Linked DNA regions of Mus musculus: regions 1 and 2 are each linked to region 3. A link is a loop called in an ENCODE intact Hi-C map of the cell type or tissue named here. Cell type or tissue: heart. All regions are shown on one strand. Links, peaks and the distances in the headings refer to the core of each region. The heading gives the core; the rest is flanking DNA.

Region 1 (8,058 bases), core at 2,330-7,329, 400 kb after region 3:
AAAGATGTACATTTTAAGATAATGGAGACTGTATCTCATTGTAACAGCATATCAGAAGATGGCACATTTTCTTTCTATAAATCTGTCCCATAAAGAAGTGCTTCTTCAAATCACTAAGGTCTGGTAGGAGTTAATCATTTTGATTCATGTTCCTGCCTTCACATATTAGACGTATAGAAAGGGTAAGCTTGGCTTAGGAATGGCCAGTTCTTCCATTCAGCATCATGTTGTATGTCCTTTAGGAGGAGAAAACGTGATGAGGACCGGCATGACATGAACAAGATGAAAGGCTACACGCTGCTGTCTGAGGGCATTGATGAGATGGTGGGCATCATCTACAAGCCTAAGACGAAGGAGACCCGAGAGACCTACGAGGTGCTGCTCAGCTTCATCCAGGCTGCGCTGGGAGATCAGGTGAGCCAGTCTTACCTCTGGATTTTCCCAGTAGGATGGGGAGGGCAGTACCATTCGAGCAGAGAAGTAGTGAACATGTTCCAGGTCAGAGGCAGGCTGCTGAGTGCCTCTTTCACCTAGAGACATGTGGCAAGCTGTTGTGCAAGTTGTCTTCTGCTTCTGAAGACCACCTATGCCCCCACGCCCAAGCGCTCGGGCTGTCTCCAGGAGCTCACTAGTTTTAAGCACATGAGGCAACACTGTGTTAAGTCCTCAACAGCTCCCTCTAGGCTTGAAGGTTGCTTTTGTTTGTTGGTGTGAGATGAGGTCTCCTGCAGCTCAAGCTGACATCATACTCACTATGTATTTAAGCATGACCTTGAACTTTGGTTTTGTTGCTGCTTCCCATGTGCTAGGATTGCAGACTTGTGCCACTGTGTCCTGTTAACGAGTGTTCAAAGCCCAGGATGCTGCATATTTTCTTGTTTGCTTTGTATGTATATACACCATATAGCCCCAGTACCCTTAGCAAAAGAGGTTTCAGATCTCCTGGAATTTGAGTTGTGATTTTTCTTTTGAGCCATCATGTGGGTGCTGTGAATTGAACCCAAGAGCAAAAGCAACGCAGTCCTAACTTGTGAGCCACATCTCCAGCTTGTGTAGTTTTGAAGATGCATGCTTCTTTACTTTATATTGTCACAAAGCTGGTCAGTGCCCTTCTACATATTATTGTTGTACGTTGTTTGTATTCTCAGCCTCGAGATATTCTTTGTGGAGCAGCTGATGAAGTCCTGGCTGTGCTGAAGAATGAAAAGCTTCGAGACAAGGAGAGAAGACGGGAGATTGACCTGCTGCTGGGTCAGACAGATGATACCAGATACCATGTGCTGGTAAACCTGGGCAAGAAGATCACAGACTACGGTGGCGACAAGGAGATACAGAATATGGGTACCTGAGCTCTTTGTGTCCAGACCATGTTTTGTGGTTGTTGGCCTTTCTGTTGAATACTCAGCATCTTTGTTAAAATTTTAGAATAGCATTGTTTCCATAGCTTATGTTGTGTTGCTTAAAGAGAATGGTGATCTGCAGGCCTTTTGGCACAGGCTTATCCCAACAAGTCAGCCTGGTTTGCATAGCAAGTTCCAGCTGCAGGGTTCCTAAGCAAAACCCACCTAAGAAGAATAAAGTGGAGAGTTATCTCTTGATGTTTGGTTGTGAGCCTTATCCTTTAGTAGCTGAACTATCTCTGCCACCCTGGCAGCCATTTTTAAATTGAGACCTATTGTGTAGACAGTGAGAGAGAGCAGGGAGGGCTTAGGAGCTGAAGAAGCAGAGCAGGGTAGAATCCAGGTTGGCAGGCTTGAGAGGCCTTGGTGCTTGTTTTCGTGTTGGTTAAGTCTGTGTGTTCTGGCCTGAGAGTAAGCAAGCCAGGCAGCTGAGGAAATGGGCTTGAGTGTCTCCACACTAACCACTGCCCTCTCTTTGTAATCCCACATCTCCTCAGATGACAACATTGATGAGACTTATGGTGTGAACGTGCAGTTTGAGTCTGATGAGGAGGTGAGTGGCTTTAAATGGATCCCTTCTGTTGTGTGATGTTACCAAGGTAGTGGGAGCTCTTCTCATAAACTGAAATTCCTAGCTAAATGCGTTTTACAGTGTTTTGTGGTATACTTACAAATTTTGTGTCATTCTGCTTAAGAAGTTATTGTGGTTCACGTTAGGTTCTTTTAGAAGCTAATCTAAACTAGTAGGTGTACACTGACAGTTTATAATAAACCAGATAGACCAATGAAAGTAGGAAGGAGGACTGAGAAATGCCATCCTGTGGGCACAGTGCAGTTATTGCAATCATGAACTCAAGCAGCTGCACTTACTTACTGTGGGCCTGTCCAAGACTGGCCCTGTCAACACCCAGTCAGAGATTGGGGAGGAGTCTTCTCCCTGCTACCTAACTATTGGTTATTGATAGATTATGGAAAGGGGGTCATTATCTTCAGTCCTGTAACCACTTCTAAGCCTTCTGGTCTCTGATGGTTAAATTCAGTGGGTCACAAATAACACAAGGAGGCATGAGTGTGAGAAACAGATGTGTAGGGAAGAGGAGGCTCCGTGAGGTGTGGGGAGCTGCAGTAAGAGAGCTTGGTATGGGGGCTGGCGAGATGGCTCTGTGGTTAAGAGCGCCGACTGCTCTTCCGAAGGTCCAGAGTTCAAATCCCAGCAACCACATGGTGGCTCACAACCATCTGTAACTAAATGTGATGCCCTCTTCTGGAGTGTCTGAAGACAGCTACAGTGTACTTAAATATAATAAATAAATAAATCTTTAAAAAAAAAGAGAGAGAGAGCTTGGTATGCATTGTGTGCGTGCATGAAATTGTCAGAACCCATTTAATCAATAAAGAAAAAAGATAAAGCACATCTTCAGTGACGTTGTGTCCTGCTGGAGTGTTTTAACCATAGTATAGTAATTCACGGCTTTCGAGTTGTGGGCTAATTGCTAGTTTAAGAATGCATATTCACCTAAGAGTATGGATGTAATTGTACTTGGCTATTTAGCTGTTGTAGCAGCTCCTGGGGTTAAAGCTTGCCACTTCTAGATTATAACTAAATATGAATAGTGGGACAATTGAAAAAGGAAAGTTGAACCAGGAATGGTAACACAGTGCCTACATTCCCAACAGTCAAGAGGTTGAGGCCAGCTAGGCTACATAGTGAAATTCTCTACATGTCTCTTAAGTCATTTTTTTTTCAGATTTATTTATTTTATGTATGAGAACACTGTAGCTGTACAGATGGTTGTGAGCCTTTGTGTGGTTGCTGGGAATTGAATTTAGGACCTTTGCTCTCTCCTGCTCAAAGATTTATTTATTATTGTAAATAAGTACACTGTAGCTGTCTTCAGACACACCAGAAGAGGGCATCAGATCTCATTATGGATGGTTGTGAGCCACTGTGTGGTTGCTGGGATTTGAACTCGGGACCTTCAAAGGAGCCGTCAGTTCTTTTAACAGCTGAGCCATCTCTCCAGCCTGTCATTTTTAAAGTTGGTTACTTTAGAGTTTTCAGTGAGTGAGTTTGTGTTCTGAAAAAGAAAGTACCAGTCCTGAAATGTCCTGGAAGATAAGATGTTACTGGAGTCAGGGTGAGCACTGAACTGAGAGCCAAGGAATCTTGAGTTTGAGCCTGTATCTTAGGCAGGTCATTTTGCCTCGGTTTCTGTTTTAGTAAAACAAAATGCTACTTCCTACAGAATAGTTAATTGGTAGAGTTTTTCTTTTCTCTTCCTTTCTTTCCTTCCTTTCTTTTTTTCTTTCTTTTTTTTTCCAGACAGGGTTTTCTTTTGTGTAGCCTTGGCAGTCCTGGACTAGCTCATTAGATCAGGGCTGGCCTCAAACTTACTGAGTTCCACCTGCCTCTGCCTCCTGAGTGCTGGAATTAAAGGCATGTGCCATCACTGCCCAGCTGTTAATTTGTAGTTTTAATTAGGAACAACCTGATACAGATTTCCTTGCTCGTAGCAATTTATTTAACAGATGTTAATTATTGAACATGATGTTTAAGTCCACAGTCCACAGTTGAGATTATGCAAACTAAGCATGATGTCTACATTTCTGGCTCACAATCTACTTTCCTGTGTATTCGTCTTCATAGCTCCTCCATTAGCCAGTAGTCTTAGTTTGATATTATCTGTGTTTCAGAAGGAGCATATGATCCCAGTGTTTGATATTTGCAGCTAAGGTGAGAAGCAGAAAAGAGGATAGATACATCTAATAAACCCATTCCAAATGGTCATTCCATTGATATTCCTGGAATATGGTTGATACACTATTGGCTTTACCCCAAAGCCGTTGTTCTAAGTATGGAGCTTACTTAGAGTGATAGAAAGCAGGACCTGTATGACACAGGGCCAGTTCTACATCTGTGTTGAGATTGTATTACAGGTAACATTGTCTCCATAGGAAGGTGATGAAGATGTGTATGGGGAAGTCCGAGAAGAAGCTTCTGATGATGACATGGAAGGGGACGAAGCTGTTGTGCGCTGCACCCTCTCTGCTAATGTAAGTACAGTTTGTTTTAGTGTAGGCCAGCTTGCTTCTAAGTGAAGGACTTCCTCTTACTAAGACACTCACTGAGCCGTGGTTGGTTTTTCTGGGTGGTGGCTACTGTGGATTGAACCCAGCTTCAGGCATGCTAGGCCAGTGCTCCACCACTGAGCTAGTGTCATCGTTCTCAGCTTTTGGGGTTTGGAGTTTTGTTGTTGTCCAGGCAGGCTTCAAACTTTTGATGTCTTCCTCATCCTTCCTCTTGAATGCTGGAATTATGGCATGGACCACTGTGCCTGCCTTCCAGACTTCCTTTTGATGGGTATTTGGGTTGTTTTTAAAATTTGATACATAGATAACATTGTAATGACAAGAGTATTTGAGTGTTTTGTTTGTCTTTTAAGGTAGGGTTTCCTTGTGTAACCCTGGCTGTCCTGGAACTTGATCAGTAGACCAGGCTGGCCTTGAATTCAGAGACCCGCCTGCCTCTGCCTCCCAGGTGGTGGAATTAAGGCATGCACCACCATTGCCCTTCTGAGTATTTTATTTTTGTTTGTTTGTTGTTCTGGGGTTGAACTTACTGTCTTGTGCATGGTGAATGCTCTAGCACTGAGTTATAGAGCAGTATTTAAAGAGACTAAAAACATTTTTATTTTGAGAAAGGGCCTCACAAAGTTGTCTGAGCTGGACTTAAACTTACGCTATAGCTCATGCAAGTCTTGGAGCTTTGTCAACTCAGCTTTCTAAGTAGTGGGGTAAATTTACAGACCTGTGCCAGTGGTGTTTTGTGTGTGTGTGTGTGTGTGTGTGTGTGTGTGTGTGTTTCTGACATAAAACTTGCTGGGCAGCTCAGACTGGCCATGAATTTGGAATCTCCTGCATCAGCCTTCTTAGTGCTGGGATTGCAGGTGTTCCACCAACCTCAGTTTGAGCCTTATTAAACAGTCAGTATTTTGATTTTCTTAGGACATTAGTCAGTTGTTTCTCTTCCCAAAGACACATGTTAATGAAATCTTAGTCTGGTGTGCTCCTGAATGCAGTGTAATAGAGCTGCTGCTTTCTGGAAAGGCCTCAGCAGGTAGCCTATGGGATGGTAGGTAACTTGGGTGGAGCATGATGAAGAGACCTAGTGAGCCACATGCCTGATTTCCTTCTTAGCTTGTAGCCTCAGGCGAACTGATGAGTTCTAAGAAGAAGGATTTGCACCCTCGGGATATCGATGCCTTCTGGCTGCAGCGACAGCTCAGTCGTTTCTATGATGATGCCATTGTGTCACAGAAGAAGGCAGATGAGGTGTTGGAGATTTTGAAGGTATGGATAAAATAGTACTTGTATTCCATGTGTCTTGTCAGAAAGGGTCAGTGTTTGGAAGGCAGCTATGCTTACTGCAGTGCCGACAGTGCAGGGACAGTGTTTGAGGTTGCAGATGGCTGTACTCATACAGTCTTATTTTCTCTCTCCAGACAGCAAGTGATGACCGAGAATGTGAGAACCAACTGGTTTTGCTCCTTGGTTTCAACACGTTTGACTTCATTAAAGTGTTGCGGCAGCACAGGATGATGAGTGAGTAGACTATGCACTTTTCTTGCTGTGTGTGTGCGCACGCGCAAGAGTCTGCTGGATTGTGTTGGCTTCAGTATCTAATTACCTTCTGTTTGCTCAGGAATAAAAGGAGGTTTTATTTCACTGTCTGCAACTTTCTCTCCCTATTGTGTTTGGCAGTTTTATACTGTACCTTGTTGGCCAGTGCTCAGAGTGAACCTGAAAAGGAGAGGATCGTGGGAAAGATGGAAGCTGATCCAGAGCTCTCCAAGTTCCTCTATCAGCTCCATGAGACTGAGAAGGAGGACCTGATCAGAGTAAGGACTGTTTTGTCTGTCCGTCTTGTTCCTTGTTCAGTGTTTGAGGTAATGAACCATATCTCTGCGTTCTCTGGAGTTGCTCAGGGTGCAAGTTAGAGTCAGCACACTCATTTCTGTGGTTGAGATCCTGTTTTCATCCCCAGTGCCATGGGGAACCTGTTTACTACAACCTGGGAAAAGAGCATGTCTGCTTAATGTAGAACACCATTCCTCCCTGCCTTTGGTGGTTAATTGTTGACAGTCTGCTTCTGACGTTCCTCTTTAGAACACTGCATCACCACTGTGTTTGCTACCTCTGACTGATTTATTTACTTATTTTTATAGTCTCTGGCAGGTCTCAAAATAAAGTGATGTCTTTGGTTTGGGGATACATGATTTAGCACCATGATTGAAGCCCAATCCAGAAGGGACTGCACGGGACAAGCACTCAGGCGAACAATGTACATGATTGTGCTTTTTCTTCTCCCCTGCTGCAGGAAGAAAGGTCCCGGAGAGAGAGAGTCCGTCAGTCCCGAATGGACACAGATCTGGAAACCATGGATTTGGACCAGGGTGGAGAGGTGAGTGCCGGGCTGTCCGCAGGCTGTTGTGGCTGGAAAGCTCACCTGCTAAGCCTGTTTGTGCTTTGCCTGTTTCCAGGCTCTGGCTCCAAGGCAGGTTCTGGATTTGGAGGACCTTGTTTTTACCCAAGGAAGCCACTTCATGGCCAATAAGCGCTGCCAGCTTCCTGACGGGTCCTTCCGACGCCAGCGTAAAGGCTATGAAGAGGTGCATGTGCCTGCTTTGAAGCCCAAGCCCTTTGGCTCAGAAGAAGTGAGTGAATCGCCTTTTCCGTTCTCTGTGTCTGTCTTCCAGTTTGGCGGTTAGCCATTAACTAAAATGTCACCTAGTCTCAAAGATAATTTATTCTAGGAGTGGAAACTATTCCAGAGTTTTCCCATTCCAAGACCAGGAAGCAATAGTGATCTCTCTGTACAGGTTTAGAGTAGAGAATTATGAATGGCGATTGCCAGGGAATGAAATCATGGGGAAATCAAAGTGAAATCATAGTGATCTTGTAAAAATGGGCAGCCTGCTGAAGGATCCAGGAGCATAAAGTGTGGGATGTTTCTTCCTTTAGCAATTGCTCCCGGTGGAGAAGCTGCCAAAGTATGCCCAGGCAGGATTTGAGGGCTTCAAAACGCTGAACCGGATCCAGAGTAAGCTCTACCGTGCTGCCCTGGAGACTGATGAGAACCTGCTGCTGTGTGCTCCCACTGTAAGTACTGATCTGCCTCCTTTTCTTCCTGAAATGTTTTGGTAGCAAATTAAATACTAATCCTTAACTAGGACTTATTCTTTGCAATTGAGTCAGGGTCTCTCTATGTAGCCTTAGACCTGACTTACAATATAGACCAGGCTGCCTGTAAACTCATAGAGATCTGCCTGCCTCTGCCTCCCAAGTGCTGTGATTAAAGGTATAGCATGCCACCTCTGGCTATTCTCTGTTCTGTGATGGACAACCCACTGGGGCAGTGTTACTTGGGGCAGTCCCAGGGTCAGTTCTGTTTTGGTGGTAGCCCATAGCAGATGAAGAGGCTTTGTCTCTGCCCCCGTCTAGGGTGCGGGCAAGACCAACGTGGCCCTGATGTGTATGCTCCGAGAGATAGGGAAACACATCAACATGGACGGCACAATCAATGTGGATGACTTCAAGATCATCTACATAGCTCCCATGCGGTCCCTGGTCCAGGAGATGGTGGGCAGTTTTGGAAAGG
Region 2 (8,058 bases), core at 1,038-6,037, 410 kb after region 3:
TTATTTGTTTCTCATTATGGATGACTGTGAGCCACCATGTGGTTGCTGGGATTTAAACTCATGATCTCCGGAAGAGCAGTCAGTGCTCTTAACTGCTGAGCCATCTCAGCAGCCCCTAGTTCTGTTTCTTTTTTTTTTTTTTTTTTTTTTTAAGATTTATTTATTATATGTAAGTATACTGTAGCTGTCTTCAGACACACCAGAAAAGGGAGTCAGATCTCATTACAGATGGTTGTGAGCCACCATTGAACTCAGGACCTTTGGAAGAGCAGTCGGGTGCTCTTACCTGCTGAGCCATCTCACCAGCCCCCTAGTTCTGTTTCTTAATGCCTTTCTTTTCTTTTCTTTTCTTTTCTTTTCTTTTCTTTTCTTTTCTTTTTGGTTTTGATTTTCTATTTTGAGACAGAGTTTCTTTGTATAACCATGACTGTTGTGGAATTCTCTTTGTAGACCAGGCTGGCCTTGAACTCACAGAGATCCACCTGCCTCTGCCTCCTGAGTGCTGGGATTAAAAAGTGTGTGCCACCATGCCTAGCTTTCCTTAAGGCTCTTCTACGTGCATTTTCTTCATAAGAGTCACTGTGAGCTTTGCTGTTGCCATTAAAACCATAATCTGTATGTAACGGAAGCCTCTTAGACATGCATGCTGTTTGCCACATGCCCCATTGCTTTCTATATCTGATTTTTTTTTTTTTTTAATTTGGCTTTTGGGAAAGACTCTCTATGTAGTCCTGGTTATCTTGGAACTTGTTCTATAGAATATGAAATATTTTGAATCAAATGAAAACACACAAAAATAATTTTGTCCTCCAAGACGATAGAAATGTTTCTTTATAAAATAATCCATTGTCACAAAGGATAAGTAAGGAATTGGGACTTTGCATTCCCTTTACATAGAAGTATCTACAGGGAGTGGACTTTGAGCCTGACGGTTGAATCTGTTTTGTTGTTTTTGCTTTTTGTAATTAATTGCATGTGTTTATTTTCTGTGATGTTGCATGGTGTGTGTGTGTGTGTGTGTGTGTGTGTGTGTGTGTAGGTCAGAGGAAAACTTGTGGATGTCAGTTCCCCTTCCACCATGCGTGTCCTCTATGAATCAAGCTCAAGCCGTCAGGGTTGGCAGCCAAGTCCCTTTACTCTTTGAGCAGTCTCCCTGGCCTCCAGCTTGATTCTTTAAGCTGTCTAAGAAAGCAGGAAAGTAGTTCATAGTCTGTGTTCAAAGTGGAAGTTGGCAAAACTATAGCTATAAGTTTTTCTTTTAATGAACACAGTTATATAGATTGGTTTATGCACTTCTTATAGCTATTATTGTCCTGCTGTGGCTGTGGCAGAACTGAGTTGTTTTTTTGTTTTTTTAAGATTTATTTATTATCATAAGTACGCTGTAGCTGTCTTCAGATGTACCAGAAAAGGGTATCATCAGATCTCAGTATGGGTGGTTGTGAGCCACCATGTGGTTGCTGAGATTTGAACTCAGTACCTTTGGAAGAGCAGACAGTGGTCTTAACTGCTGAGCCATCTTGACAGCCCAGAACTGAGTATTTTTTAACAAGGGTTACATGGCTCACTAGCCTACAGTATTGCGTGTGTGGTACCAGATGTTCAGCCCTTGAAGAAAAGGTTGCTCACCTCTTTTTTAGAGCCTTGCTCTCTGACAGCCGCTCCTACGGGTGCTGAGTCCCTGGCCTGCCCACAGTATCCGCAGTTCTCCCAGTGCTTACTGTATCTCAGAAGCACTGCTGTTGGCGGTGTAAACTTACTGTGCGTAAAGCCCACAAGGGAAGGCTTCTTTGCTCTAACCTGGTCAGAACCGTCATGTATTTGTAAGGAGATTTGTGGTATCATCAAAGGACTCACTCACAAGTGTTAAACAGTCCACACTCAGTGTATATTTCTACTAAAAGCTGTCTTTGTTCTTTAGGATTCCTTGGCTTAAGGGTCCCTCTCTTGTCTTTACTCGGCATGTTAAGACTGTATACTTGTACAGTTTGCATCTTTCTGTTCTTTAGGATGAGATCCATCTTCTACATGATGACAGAGGTCCTGTCTTAGAAGCTTTGGTGGCCAGGGCCATCCGAAACATTGAGATGACCCAAGAAGATGTCCGACTCATTGGTCTCAGTGCTACCCTCCCCAACTATGAAGATGTGGCCACCTTTCTGCGAGTCGACCCTGCTAAGGGCCTCTTCTACTTTGATAACAGGTATAAAAAGAAACTGGAAACTTGTTACCCAGGCAGTCTTCCTGTTCCCTACTCTTCTCTAAGGAGCATACTATTGAGTTTTAGGGTTCCTGTGTGTATTTTAGAAAGCATTGTTTCTAGGTCAATGGAAAGTAACTTCTCTCACAGTGTTCTCTGCCAGAAATCTCATTTGTATAACTGTTGAACTTCTAGCTTCCGCCCCGTGCCTCTGGAACAAACATATGTGGGCATCACAGAGAAAAAAGCTATCAAACGTTTCCAGATCATGAATGAAATAGTCTATGAGAAAATCATGGAACATGCTGGAAAAAATCAGGTTTGTGGATGGTTCTTGAACCTTTTCCTTTTTTTTTTTTGGTTTTTCGAGACAGGGTTTCTCTGTGTAGCCCTGGCTGTCCTGGAACTCACTCTCTCACTCTGTAGACCAGGCTGGCCTTGAACTCAGAAATCCACCTGCCTCTGCCTCTCAAGTGCTGGGATTAAAGGTGTGCTCCACCACGCCCAGCTCCTTTTCCATTTTTAACTTAAACTAATAGACAAGGTAATAGCATGACTCACCAGTGATCAGAAATAATATGAGTTACTATATTACTACAGCTGCTTTAAAAGATGGTCAGGGTCTGGAGAGATGGCTCAGTGGTTAAGAGCACTGACTGCTCTTCCAAAGGTCCTGAGTTCAAATCCCAGCAAACCACATGGTGGCTCATAACCATCCATAATGAGATCTGATGCCCTCTTGTGGTGTGTCTGAAGACAGCTACAGTGTACTTACATATAGTAAATAAATAAATAAATAAATAAACAAACCTTAAAAAAAAGAAGAAGAAGAAAATGGTCAGGAGCTAGGAGAGTCAGCACATGCCTCTAATACCATAGCTTAGGTTGCTGAGGCAGGAGGACCTCAAGCCAGCTGGAGGCCAGTTTGGATTATACAATGGTACCCCCCTACCCCTATTCCCCTCATGGTCCCACTCCCCTCCCCCCCAAAAAAAATCCAAAAAATGACTGGGGACTTGGAATGGAACTCAGTGGTAGAACATATACATAGCATGTTGACCCCGGTTCATTGCATTTTCCATCACTGCATAAATGGGAGATGGAATACTGTCAACAATCACTCATAAACTGGCCAGTTTATGGGGTAGATAGATGGCTCAGTGGTTAAGAGCATTGTCTACTCACAAAGGACAATTGAAGCTCAGACCAGTCTATCAACTCTAGATCTGACCTCTCCTAGCCTCTGTGAACATCAGGCATATATATGTTGTATGGACATATGCGCATATAAAACATTCATTTCATAAAGTAAATAAAAATTAACAATAACTAAATAAACTTATAACTTAGAAGAATTGGATCATTTCCTGAAAACAACTATCACTATAGCCTAGATGAAAGATAATTTGAATAGTCCTGTGATCGTAAATGATAACTTCATAGTTGATACTATCCTCCCCCAAATTGGTGGAACTAGAAAAACCAGTCTGTCTATAAGATAGCAAAACTGTAGCTGAAAATTATTAGAACCTAGTGAAATCAGGCCAGTGAGATGGCTCTGCAGGTAACGGCGCTTGCCCCCAAGACTGGTGACCTGAGTTTGATCCCCAGAACATAATTGGTGATGGAGAGAGTTGATCACTACTCTGACACACAAAATAATTTTTTTAAGATTTATTTATTATATGTAAGTAAACTGTAGCTGTCTTCAGACACACCAGAAGAGGGCATCTGATCTCATTACAGATGGTTGTGAGCCACCATGTGGTTACTGGGATTTGAACTCAGGACCTCCAGAAGAGCAGTCAATGCTCTTAACCAGAAAAAGAAATGCATAGCTTCTTACTGCCTGCCTTAGTTAATACTGCTAACTAGTAGTAGTGTGCCACTACTGCCCGACATATAATTTCATTCGTTCGTTTGTTCACTTATTTATTTGTTTTCTTTCTCTTTTTTTTTGAATGTTACTTTGATAACAGTTTTTAGTTAGCAGTATTAAATAAGGTAGGCAGTAAGAAGCTATGCATTTTTTTTTTCTGATAAAAAGCACAGGAGTTTATATGACAGGGTAGGACTTCAGGACACTAGATCTCAGGAGGACTGTTTCATATAATGTGGAACTAGTTTCAAACTATTTAAATATTTTTATAAATAATGTAATAGTTTTGGTATTATTTTGAAAATACACCTTTATTTAGCTTAGACTTGCTAAGGCTCTGACCATATTCTTGATTGAGGTCTTTGAATCTCAATACACTGTGTATTTAGATTTATTGTTCAATGTAGAATTCTAGGGTTAGTTTAGTTTCTTAGCTGTGAGACTGTGCCACTATCCTTGGTACATTCCTTCCCCTGTGTGTCCTGGGCTGGGCTTAAACTCTGTGTAGCCCTACTCATAGCCTGGAATTTAGCTGTGACCTTGAGTGCAGAATTAGAGCTGGAGTTACCATGCCCAGCTTCCCTTTGGTACTGTCAGCCCTGTTAGACTTCTTTCCAAACTAGCATGTATTTTTGCCATAGACACTTTTCTAACCCATCGCTTCTGTTTCTAGTGGAGCAGCTTCTGCTTCCTGTAGCTGGTGCCCTGGTGCTCTGAGAGCAGCTGCTGAAGGTGCACCTTTTAGCTCTTGCATGATTCTTCTTAGGTGCTCGTGTTTGTCCATTCTCGAAAAGAAACTGGGAAGACAGCAAGGGCAATCCGTGACATGTGTCTGGAGAAGGACACTTTGGGTCTGTTTCTTCGCGAGGGTTCTGCCTCCACTGAAGTCCTTCGTACAGAAGCAGAGCAGTGCAAGGTAAGAAGGGACCATCTGCTTCTCTGGTGACTGGTTCCATATTGGGTAGAGTCCTTTGGGACCATATGTACTGAGTGCTTCTGTTCAGGCAGGTTAAAAGTCATTTTCTTGGGGCTAGGGAAATGACTCAGCAGATAAAGGTGCCTGTCGCCAATCCTAATGGCCTGAGTTCAATCTCTGGGACTCACATAGTAGAAGAAGAGAACTGACTTTCATACACATGCCACACACAGGCATATATACAAACCTAAGAATATAAGTGTGTTAAAAGGGACTGTGTGGTTATGGGACTTCCTTTTGGCCTTGGAGGAGTCCTAGCAGGAGGCCGGCCTCACTCTGTTTCTGTTCACAGAACTTGGAGCTGAAGGATCTTTTGCCCTATGGCTTTGCTATTCATCATGCAGGCATGACTAGAGTTGACCGAACACTTGTAGAAGATCTTTTTGCTGACAAGCATATTCAGGTGAGGAGGGGCAAACCTAGTAGAAACAGACTTGTCTGTAGCTCTGCCCTGAGAGACTTGTCTGTAGCTCTGCCCTGAGAGACTTGTCTGTAGCTCTGCCCTGAGTGTTATCTCTAACCTTTTGTTAAAAAGAGAGTCATTTATATGTATTTGTGTGTGTGTGTGTGTGTGTGTGTGTGTGTGTGTGTGTGTGTGTGTGAGACTTGAACGAGTTTATGTGCACCACATGCATGCAGATGCTCTCAGAGGCCAGAGGAGGGCACCAGATCCCTTGGAACTGAAGTTACATATTCTTGTGAGCATATGTGGGTTCTGGGACCTGAAGCCTAGTCCTCTGCAAAAGTAGTACATGTTCCAGCCACTGAGCCGGTCTCCGTCTCTAAACATTTTGAGATCTGGACCAGCTAGCCTAGCCCAGGCTGGAAGGTTGTGATAGTTATGCTCACTCTCCCCACACTTCATACACTGCATAAGAGAGGATGGATGCTTCATAGAACTCTACAGTGTAATTCACAGTGTCAGGACCACATTCTTTCCCTCTTCCAGGTTGGTAGATTTTGAATGTTTTATAACTGAGTTGATAAATACAAGTTTAAACTTCTGACCTATGTCTCTGGAACCTTGGTATGTTAATTCTCAAATATGTAAGAGACTGAAGAAATGCTTTCCTTTTTGCTCCAGTGTCACATTGAGTACTGAAATATACATCCACTCCTGCCTCCGGTTAAGCTCAGGCACCAGACAAGCGAAGGATATGGCCCTGCTATGGTGGGGTCTGTTGTCCTTATTATCCTTCTTTACAAACTCTGCAGGTTTTAGTTTCCACCGCAACTCTGGCGTGGGGTGTAAATCTTCCTGCACATACAGTCATCATTAAAGGTACCCAAGTGTACAGTCCAGAGAAGGGGCGTTGGACAGAGCTGGGAGCACTGGATATCCTGCAGGTACAGAGCCTCTGAGATGATTCTCAATGGGATGAACTCCTGGGCCTGGGGTCCAAGGATGCTGCAAAGATGGCAGATCAAGACCAAGTTCTAAAGTGTGTAACTTGTTGAGTCAAAAGCGTTGCCATAACATTTTCTTTTATTGCTTCTGCCTTAGATGCTGGGCCGTGCTGGACGGCCGCAGTATGACACCAAGGGTGAAGGCATCCTCATCACATCCCATGGGGAGCTCCAGTACTACCTCTCCCTCCTCAACCAGCAGCTGCCTATCGAGAGCCAGATGGTCTCCAAGCTGCCTGACATGCTCAATGCGGAAATTGTTCTGGGCAATGTCCAGAATGCAAAGGTAGGGAAAGCTTTGTCTTCAGAGCTTCACACTTTTCCTCAATGACTCAGGTGACTTAGAGTGACATAACTCCTGTGAGGATGTTTGGGTCCAGCAGTGTCTCAAGCTTTGGACCACAGCTCATGCAGGGCAAGCTTCGTGGGTTTGTGGTATATAGTTCCTTTTATGTTTAAGATACTTGAAAGGGTTTTTTAAATTGAAATACTGAAAACATTCAGAATACATTGTAATGTGGGTCCTTGTGCTTAAGAATTAAGTGTCCAAGTGGTGGCACATGCCTTTAATTCCAGCACTTGGGAGGCAGAGGCAGGCAGATTTCTGAGTTTGAGGACAATCAGGGCTACACAGAGAAACCCTGTCTCGGGAGAAAAAAAAAAAAGAATTAGTGTCCAAGCTATCTGTGGTGCTTCTGTTTGGACTTGAGCAGGTCGTCATGCTAAACACCATGAGCTGTCTTGCAGGATGCAGTGAACTGGCTGGGCTATGCCTACCTATACATCCGAATGCTCCGGTCCCCTACCCTCTATGGCATTTCTCATGATGACCTCAAGGGAGATCCCTTGCTGGACCAGCGCCGACTCGATCTTGTTCACACTGCTGCCTTGATGCTGGACAAGAACAATCTGGTCAAGTACGACAAGAAGACAGGCAACTTCCAGGTGATTAGCGTGTGATTTTTGAGAAAATTTTAGCAAATGTTTAGGTCCTTGATTTATGTATTGCCCATCTAATTACCTATGTCTAGTTAGATTAAACAGTGCCCTGTGAGCTATGAACTTAACTTTCAAATGTTTATTTTCTTTTATTTTTTTATTTTTTTCGAGACAGAGTTTCTCTGTGTAGCCCTGGCTGTCCTGGAACTCACTCTGTAGGCCACGTTGGCCTCGAACTCAGAAATCTGCCTGCCTCTGCCTCCCCTCAAGTGCTGGGATTAAAGGCGTGCGCCACCGCACCTTTCTTTTAAATTTTTATTACTTTATGTGTATGAGTGTTTTGTTTGCATGTTTGTCTGTGTAGCACATGTCCCCATGGAAGCTAGAGTGCCTGGTCCCCATAGAGGCCAGAATTGGGTAGTGGCTCCCTGGGACTGGAGATGCTCCTGAGCCACCATATGGGTGCTGGGAATGGAACCCCAGGTCAACTGGATGAGCAACCTCCTCTCACTGAACCGTCTCTCCAGTCCTTAGGTTTGAAAAGTTTTAAGTTTCAGAAATCAGGTTGAGCTAAGGCATATGTTTGCTTTCATAGTATCACTTCTGCATTGGTCAGTTTGTTGTATCATCTTTCTTATTGTGCCGAGTTGCTTGAAT
Region 3 (8,058 bases), core at 966-5,965:
ACCTTCTAGATGTATGTTTGTACTGACAGTCTTGGGTTGCTCTCAACCACGGTACAGGATGCTTCGTTATGCAGCAGGCAGTGCAGAGACACAAAATTGGTTAAGATACTGAGAACAAGTGACTGGGATACTAACCCTTAAATGAGACGCTCCCATTAGCCAATGCTCAGGGAACATTGTGTAAAAGGTGGAGAGAATATAGAGGTACCTCCTTTGTGCTGATTCTGTAGTGTGCAAGATAGCTGATAAAAGTAGGAAAGGGAGCTGGAGAGATATCTCAGTGGTTAAGAGTACTTGTTCATCTTGAAAAGGATCCAGGTTCAGTTCCCAGCACCCACATGGTGGCTTACAACTTACTCATCCATATCTCGACTTTCAAGAGACCCTATACATCCACGGGCAACAGGTACACTCATCGTGCACAGACATATATACAGGCAAAAACTCATGTGCATAAAAATATTTTTTTAAAAAGCCACGCTTTCATCTGTAGATCCATAATTGAGTAGATCATAAATAAATACATAAATCATAAATATGTTTGATTGGTAGGGAAATAAAATTTGCTATTAGGCAAACCACTTCTTTTCTGTTTTATTAAAGTTATTCATATGATCATGCTGCCTAGTGCATCACTGTTAAGTAATGAATGAGTGTGCTGCCCATGTAAGTCCTAACATAATGATTTGCAGTGCACCTTTCACTTTCAACACTTTCCTGGCTTGTATATGAAGTCATACACTATTCATACTGGTGTCAGCTTCTAACCTCCCAAGAGCCCTCTACTTTCAGTCAGATCCCTCCAATAACTGACAAACCCAATTAAAGACATGTTTAAATTCAAAAGACAGAGTCTAAATAGTTAATGGCACCAAGCACGTACCTAGCAATATACTTCTTCAGCCCAATTCAATTGATTTTTTAATATTTCTGATCCTGACTATATACTCCATTTTTATTAGTTAGCTAATTACTTTTCTAAGGTAGTATTTCTGACATGAAAAGCAACACTATTATGCAGTAAGAGTTTGCCACACTTACCCACAAATGCTCCAAATTCTATGTTATCCCCTTCTGCAGCTTTATAGAAAATGGGTTCTTGATCTTTGGTTGTGGATTCCAAGTGACTTTTGCAACTTGGCTGGGATGGGGTACTCACAGAAAATTTGGTTGGTGGGGAGGACATATGTGGTGAACTATTAGGTGAACTGCCTAATTTTTGATTTTTATTAAATATTTTTAACATTTCTACCCCATGTCGTCTCTGTCGTAATTCTGGGGGAGAAACAGCACTTGGGAATAAGGCACCACAGGAGGAACCAGCCTCTGGAATGTTGAATTCTTTTCTCTGGGGTATCACGGGCAAATCTTGTCCAAACAGATTATATTGGGGGTCTTTTTCATCTTTCATAAAAATATTACAAAGAAAAGGATTATTACTTTCCCGATCACCTTGAGGAAGAGAGGAACTCAGTGTGTTTACAGCACTAGGTTTCTTCCACAAAGGTCTTACAGGAACATCATCAATAAGATTCTGAGCCAAGTGTTTGGAAATACTCAATTCTCGTGTGATCTCATTGTGCACTTTACTAGCTTCTGAAGCTTTCTGGGCTGTAAGTGTTTTCAATGTATCTACTGTTAGGGCTGAGAGATCTTGCAGATGACCAATTTGAGAATCTAAAGACTGTAATGATCTTTTTATGTAGTTGACACGATCTCCAACTTCTTTAATCTGAATGCTCATCTGCTCCACTCTGTAGGGGGATAAAAAGGGCATTTTACAGATGTTAAAATTAATGTAGATGGGACAAGGAGATTGGCTCAGTGGAGAGCAGAGTTTGAGAGCTTAGGAATCCACATAAGTGCATAAGGAAAGAACATCTCTGCAAGGTTGTGCTCTAATGTGTACACTTGCACCAAGGCATATGAGCCTCACATCATCCATACACAGGTACAACAATTTTTTATAAATAGATTATATTTTATAGTCTAAATGGATGATAATGGAGTAAGAGAAATCTTACTTTTTAACAAATACATTGCAAAAATAAAGTATGGTTATGAATTTGTATAAATCACACCTTGCATTTCAGAAGGGTGCAGTGGCAATGCTATCATAATTAAAACACAAAGGGTTTTGTGTTGGAGACAGGGTCTCTCTGGCTGTCCTGGAACTTGCACTCTAGACTCGGAAGGCCTCATTTATGGAACTCAAGAGATCCGCCTAGCTCTGTCTCTGAATGATGGGATTAAAGGTGTGCACCACCACTACCTGGCTTAAAACACAAAATTTAAAAACAAACTTTGTTTCATAAGCTATTGAGTCTATTCACAAAATCTATATACACCTGCATATACAAAGGCCCACCATCAGTGTCATACACAAACACCATATGCTTATACTATGAAATAAAAAAATTGTGAGGAAATAAAAGCTTTAAAATAGTCATGACAGTTTTATTTTCTCTTCTCAAATAATTAAGAACTCCAACTCTTCTCTCCTTTGCAACTACAGTCAAAAAATTAAGAGCACTAATGCTAAGTACCAGACTCAGAGGTACACTTCTTAACCAAGAGTGAGGCCTGGAATTGACCCTCAGCACCACTAAGAATAAAATGGGTTAAACAGTGGCTGAGTGCTTAAGAGCACTTGCTGGTCTTTCATACACCATGCTCATGGTGGCTCACAATTGTCTGTAACAACAGTTCCAGAGTTCCAGGGGATCCAATGCCTTCTTCTGACCTCCAAGAGAAAGATGTATGTATGTGCATGTGCACACACACACACACACACACACACACACAAACCAGTAGGCAAAGTACCCATTCATGTAAAATAAAAATAAAGTTTAAAAATATATTTATGAAAATTAAAATAAAATGTATCTACTGGGTTTAAATGTAGTAGACCTGTTTTCTCAAGGTGTAAATATGAAACTTCTTACTTCTTAAAATAAACTGAACAGCGAACATGTATCAACTAACAGGATTCATTCTGACATACAGTCAAAAATAATTAAAGAGCATACAAACCTTTCAAAAGTGACCCGGATTCTCTCTTCACTCCCAGAATTGAATTTGTCATCTTTCTCATCAAAGTACATCTCAACACACTGCTCTTCAAAATCATGGAGTTTCTTTTGATCTTCTTCTGTTAAGAAAAGTTCTAAGGAGAAGCCCAGAAAGAAATTAGAACACAAAACATAAAAGGCTACCTCTACCAGGTTTTCAGACTTCACGGTTGCCTTTTTATTTATCTATTTGAACAGGGGCCCTCTACACAGCTTATCCATCCATCCATCCATCCATCCATCCAATAGACAGGGTCTTTCTACAAAGCCTGGCTGTCCTAGCTCACTATGCAGACCAAACTAGCCTGGAACTCATGGACACCTCTTTGTTTCTGCCTCCCAAAGCTGGGGTGACAGACTAGTACCACCATGCCCACCAAGTTTTACATATTTTTTTAATTCCACTTTTCTTACTATAGCCCTTTTCTATTTCTCTCAGCTCTCTTGTCACATATCTTATCAGAGAAAGAAAACCATGGATAATTTAAGTACAACTGACATGGTGATTTACCCCTAAGTAGTATAAAGATGCACTCTTTTTTTTTTTTTTTTTTTTTTTTTTTAACAGAATGTTAAGAATGGCTTCTAGAGGGCTGGTGAGATGGCTTAGTGGGTAAGAGCACCTGACTGCTCTTCTGAAGGTCCGGAGTTCAAATCCCAGCAACCACATGGTGGCTCACAACCATCTGTAATGAGATCTGACTCCCTCTTCTGGAGTGTCTGAAGACAGTTACAGTGTACTTACATATAATTAAAAAAAATAAATCTTAAAAAAAAAAAGAATGGCTTCTAGAACAGGTAAAATGATATAGCTTACATTACCATTTAAACATCAAAACCCTTAGATACCATTTCCCAACAACAATAACCCGTAAGTACCATTCTCCAAAAGAAGTTAAATCTAAATGGACTTTTGTATGTATCGTATTACTTTGCTTTTGTTTAATGAACAATAGTTTACTCTGAGCCAAATATGAATTATGGCCCCAAAACAGAGATTTAAACTACCCCAAATTCCATGTTCAAACATAAAAGCAAATTCATGAGGATTTCATAGTACCAGAACAGATAGTCATAAATCAAGACATTTTTCAAATACACATAACAGACATCTTAGCTATAAGGCTCAGATATGACTTAAGTATTTTGACTGGTAGAAAATTAGGGTGTTAAAGTCAACACATATTAAATTGTTCTATCTGTAATCAGGATGTTAAGTCTGACACAGGATGGGAAGTGGGGGATGGCTGCAAGGAACGGTTATTTAGCAGGCTAAGAATAGCCCAAGATAAATAACCCACAACATTCCACACTCTGCACAGTGACTGGCATGTTAATCAGTCAGCCTGCCTCTGCAGGCACAGCTTCTTTTCTGCAATTCTCATTCACAGTTCCCCTGTGGTTGAAACATCACACTTTGTGCATGTGGGAAGGGGTCATATATTACTATCAAATATTATAGTATAAAACCCCACATAGCTAGGATGGGTTAGTCATAGTAACCCATAGTTAGTTAAGCAGGACAGCACGATCCTGATCCAGACATAACTCTATGTCTCTGTATGGCTAATGTAACAGTTACATGGGACAGGTAAGAGGACTAGTATACTTAAAATACTCAAGAACCCGGCTTGGTCGAATAATGTTAAAGTAGCAGTAGGTGTGCTAATCAACCAAAAGGTCCTTGGCATGTATCAAACTACTTAAACAGATTCCTTTATTTTCTCTCCGTATCTGGTTAAACATTTGATGTTTAAAGCATTTGTAATAATCTACTATTTTTTAAATTCTAGTCGTCTCTTCTGGCCAGTTTGATTTCATAGCTATCCTTTATGTTCTTGATCTAATTCTGAAAAAGACTGATTTTCAACATTCAAGTTTTCATAGTTCTTATTTGAAGATACTCAACTTGTATCTAAAAACTGTTTTATATTTTTTGCAAATTTTAACTTTTCACAGTAATTAAAAAAATCAATACTTAGTTTTCAGTATAATATTGAGAATCAAGAAAAAGATTTTCTATATTTCACTTACTTGGCCCATCGGAAGTCTTATCTTTCTTTCTTCTTTTGCATACACAGCAAAACAGTGAAACTATATGGCTGAGGATGATAAGAGGAGGAGGCAGGACTGGTTTTTCATGATAAGCCATAATAAAATGATACCGCTGATACTTCCATACAATATTGGAAATTGCCTTCACTTGTAAATATACATTACTAGAATAACGAAGAAAAAAAAAAGCAGACAATTATATTCTGCACATTAATTATATCCTGCATATTTAATTCTTCACTATATACTCAAGGATACTTTCATTTAAATAACAAAAAAGTAATTACAAATATATGCAACCAAGGTGGGCTAGAGAGATAGTTCAGCTTTTAAGAGCACTGACTGTCTTGAGTTCAATTCCCAGGAACCACATGGTGGCTCATGACCATTTGTAATGGGATCTGATGTCCTCTTCTGGTGTGTCTGAACACAGATACAGTGCACTTATATAAATAAAGATAAATCTTAGGAAAAAAATGCAACCAAATGGCTAGTATTGTTTTGTACCATAATAAGAGACGTCAGAAAACTGAGTGGGAAAAAGAATGACTTTTAAGTTTTTAAAAAATTTATGTATATGGATAAAACAAAAGAAAATCTTGCTGAAAGCCATGCCATATGCATGTAATTCCAAAACTTGGAACGCTAAAATAAAATGCAGGAGGATCAAGAATTCAACCTCAGCAGGAATGGTGTCAAATGCCTTTAACCTTAGTACTTGGGAGACAGAAGCAGATCTATCTCTGAGAGTTCGAGTCTAGCTTGGTTTATACATAGGCTAGTTCCAGGACAGCCAAGGCTCTGGAGACACAGACACACCCTCAGAGAGATCACTTGGAGGTTGAGTACTTGCTATGCAAGCATGAGAACCTGAGTTTAAATGCTTAGCATACAGTATAAATCAGGTCTGGTTGCACATGTAACATAGCCCCAGTGTTGTGGGACAGAGAGAGTGCATCCTAAGAGCTCTCTAGATACCAATCTAGGTGAGATGGCAAGCTTTAGGCTCAGTGAGAGACCCTGCCTCAAGAGAATAAAATACCTCTTATCCTGTTTCTCTACATGTGTGCATGGACCAATATATATGCACATACATGCACACAAACCATCACCACCACCTCAAACTTTAGTCTGAGCTACTAAAAAAGACACCCTAACTTATCAAGTGAATAAAGAAAAAAGTCTGGTGCCAGCAAGAAGCTAGGGACAGAGCCTTGCTCTGACTTAAAGCCAGACAGCCCTGGAAGTGCATATTCTCAACAGTTCTGAGAATTTAGAGATGAGATAAAACATTTTGTAAAAATGTTTTGTAACAAAAAATTATAATCTAATTGGGCAGTTTTAATATATTGGCTTGAAATATGGTCTAAATTGTGGAGAATGACATAGTATTCAAAACTGATAAGTGCACCTGGGTGGTGATAGCACACACCTTTAACCCAAGTGCTCAACAGGCAGAGGCAAGCGGATGTCAGTAACTTTGAGGCCAGTCTGGTCGACATGGCTAGTGCCAGGAGAGCCAGGGACACACAGAAAAAAAAAAAAAAAAAAAAAAGAAAGAAAGAAAAAAGGAAAACTAAAACTGTAAGATTATTTTGAGAACTACAATTGCTTTCTTTTTTTAAAAAAATTTATTTATGTTATATATGTGAGTACATTGTCGCTGTCTTCAGACACACCGGATGAGGGTGTCGGATCCCATTTACAGATGGTTGTGAGCCACTATGTGGTTGCTGAGAATTGAGCTCAGGACCTCTGGAAGAGCAGTCAGTGCTCTTAACTGCTGAGCCATCTCTCCAGCCTTACAATTTCTATATTCACAAAAATGATACATGAATGTCACATAAAAACCAAGTAAAATTACATGTGTTCTTTGTTTTTCTGTAATTCCCTAGCAACCTAGGAAAATTTGCTGATAAAGATTAAAAATGTAAAAAATATCTTTCTTCCTTACAAGTGTCATGTACAGGTTATGAACAGAACTCTCTTCACCATGTAGGTCCTGGGGAATCAAACTAAAGTCATGATTTGTTGATAAGTATCCTTACCAACTCATTTCACCAGCCCTTTTGTTTGTTTTCGAAGAGATTGTTTTTATAAGCAAACTACATGTTGAGGCACAGTGAGATAGGCAGACCACACAGGCTCACTGGCTAGGCAGCTTATCCAGACTGATAATCTACAGGTTCAGTGAAATAAACGTAAAAATAAATTGGAGGGCTTAGCAGTTAACAGCTCTGGGTGCTCATTAATAGAGTTTGATTTGCAACACCCACATGGAAGCTCAAAACAGTCTGCAACTCAGTTTCATGGGATCTGACACCCTTTTCTGGCCATCATGGATATTCATCATGGATACTGAACCAATGTAGAACAAACATGCAAGCAGGCAAAAAAAACCCCAAACACATAAAATAAAAAATAAATTTTAAGATAAAGGTGGAGCATGATCACCAAGGACACCCAACACTTACCTCCTAACTTCATTTAACATACATCGGCATGCACATAGATGAGTACATACTTATTTCTTGTTTTTTGAAATTATTATTATTTTTTACTTATTCACTTTGTATCATGCTCACTGCCCCGCTCCCAATCACCTCCTTAGATAATCCCTCCCACACCCCAACCCTCCTCCTCTGAGTGGGTAGGAGCTTCGCTGGGTATCCCCCCCCACCTTGGCACATCAAGTCTCTGTGAAGCTAGGAACATCCTCTCCCACTGAGGCCAGACAAGGCAGCCCAGGTAGAACATATCCCACAGACAGGCAACAGATTCTGGGATAGTCCCCACTCCAGTTGTTCAGGACCCACATGAAGACCAAACTGCACATCTGCTACATACGGAGCATATACTTAGTTAATACATACTTTTTATGCTGAAAATAACAAAACCAAACATTTAAAATTCCTTTGATATAAAAAATCAT

Evidence for each region. A loop is a pair of places that touch in the nucleus more often than their neighbours do. Peaks named below come from ENCODE experiments on the same cell type or tissue, not always from the same donor. Only the 100,000 strongest peaks of a DNase experiment are listed, where the experiment ranks them.
Region 1: it touches region 3 in a loop (2.9-fold over the local background); 3 of 42 quality-filtered maps call a loop at or near these places.
Region 2: it touches region 3 in a loop (3-fold over the local background); 7 of 42 quality-filtered maps call a loop at or near these places.

What each region holds. Positions count from the first base shown.
Region 1 is chr2:127,210,452-127,218,509 of GRCm38, forward strand. Snrnp200 (small nuclear ribonucleoprotein 200 (U5)) reads left to right here. Exons shown (of 45, transcript NM_177214.5): 3 at 243-414; 4 at 1,149-1,341; 5 at 1,898-1,953; 6 at 4,356-4,454; 7 at 5,598-5,750; 8 at 5,903-6,002; 9 at 6,162-6,298; 10 at 6,778-6,861; 11 at 6,941-7,114; 12 at 7,422-7,559; 13 at 7,902-8,057. Among named protein-coding and RNA genes, the nearest start is that of Snrnp200, 6.1 kb to the left of the region's middle. In heart, for the core only: no CTCF peak of the experiment used is centred there; no DNase peak of the experiment used is centred there.
Region 2 is chr2:127,219,736-127,227,793 of GRCm38, forward strand. Snrnp200 (small nuclear ribonucleoprotein 200 (U5)) reads left to right here. Exons shown (of 45, transcript NM_177214.5): 15 at 2,010-2,203; 16 at 2,396-2,519; 17 at 4,846-4,995; 18 at 5,348-5,458; 19 at 6,271-6,402; 20 at 6,560-6,748; 21 at 7,210-7,407. Among named protein-coding and RNA genes, the nearest start is that of Snrnp200, 15 kb to the left of the region's middle. In heart, for the core only: a CTCF peak has its summit at 2,935 (motif pointing left); no DNase peak of the experiment used is centred there.
Region 3 is chr2:126,811,655-126,819,712 of GRCm38, forward strand. Trpm7 (transient receptor potential cation channel, subfamily M, member 7) reads right to left here. Exons shown (of 39, transcript NM_021450.2): 24 at 5,106-5,290; 25 at 3,034-3,166; 26 at 1,042-1,754. Among named protein-coding and RNA genes, the nearest start is that of Usp50, 32 kb to the left of the region's middle. In heart, for the core only: no CTCF peak of the experiment used is centred there; no DNase peak of the experiment used is centred there; H3K27ac peaks cover 920 bases.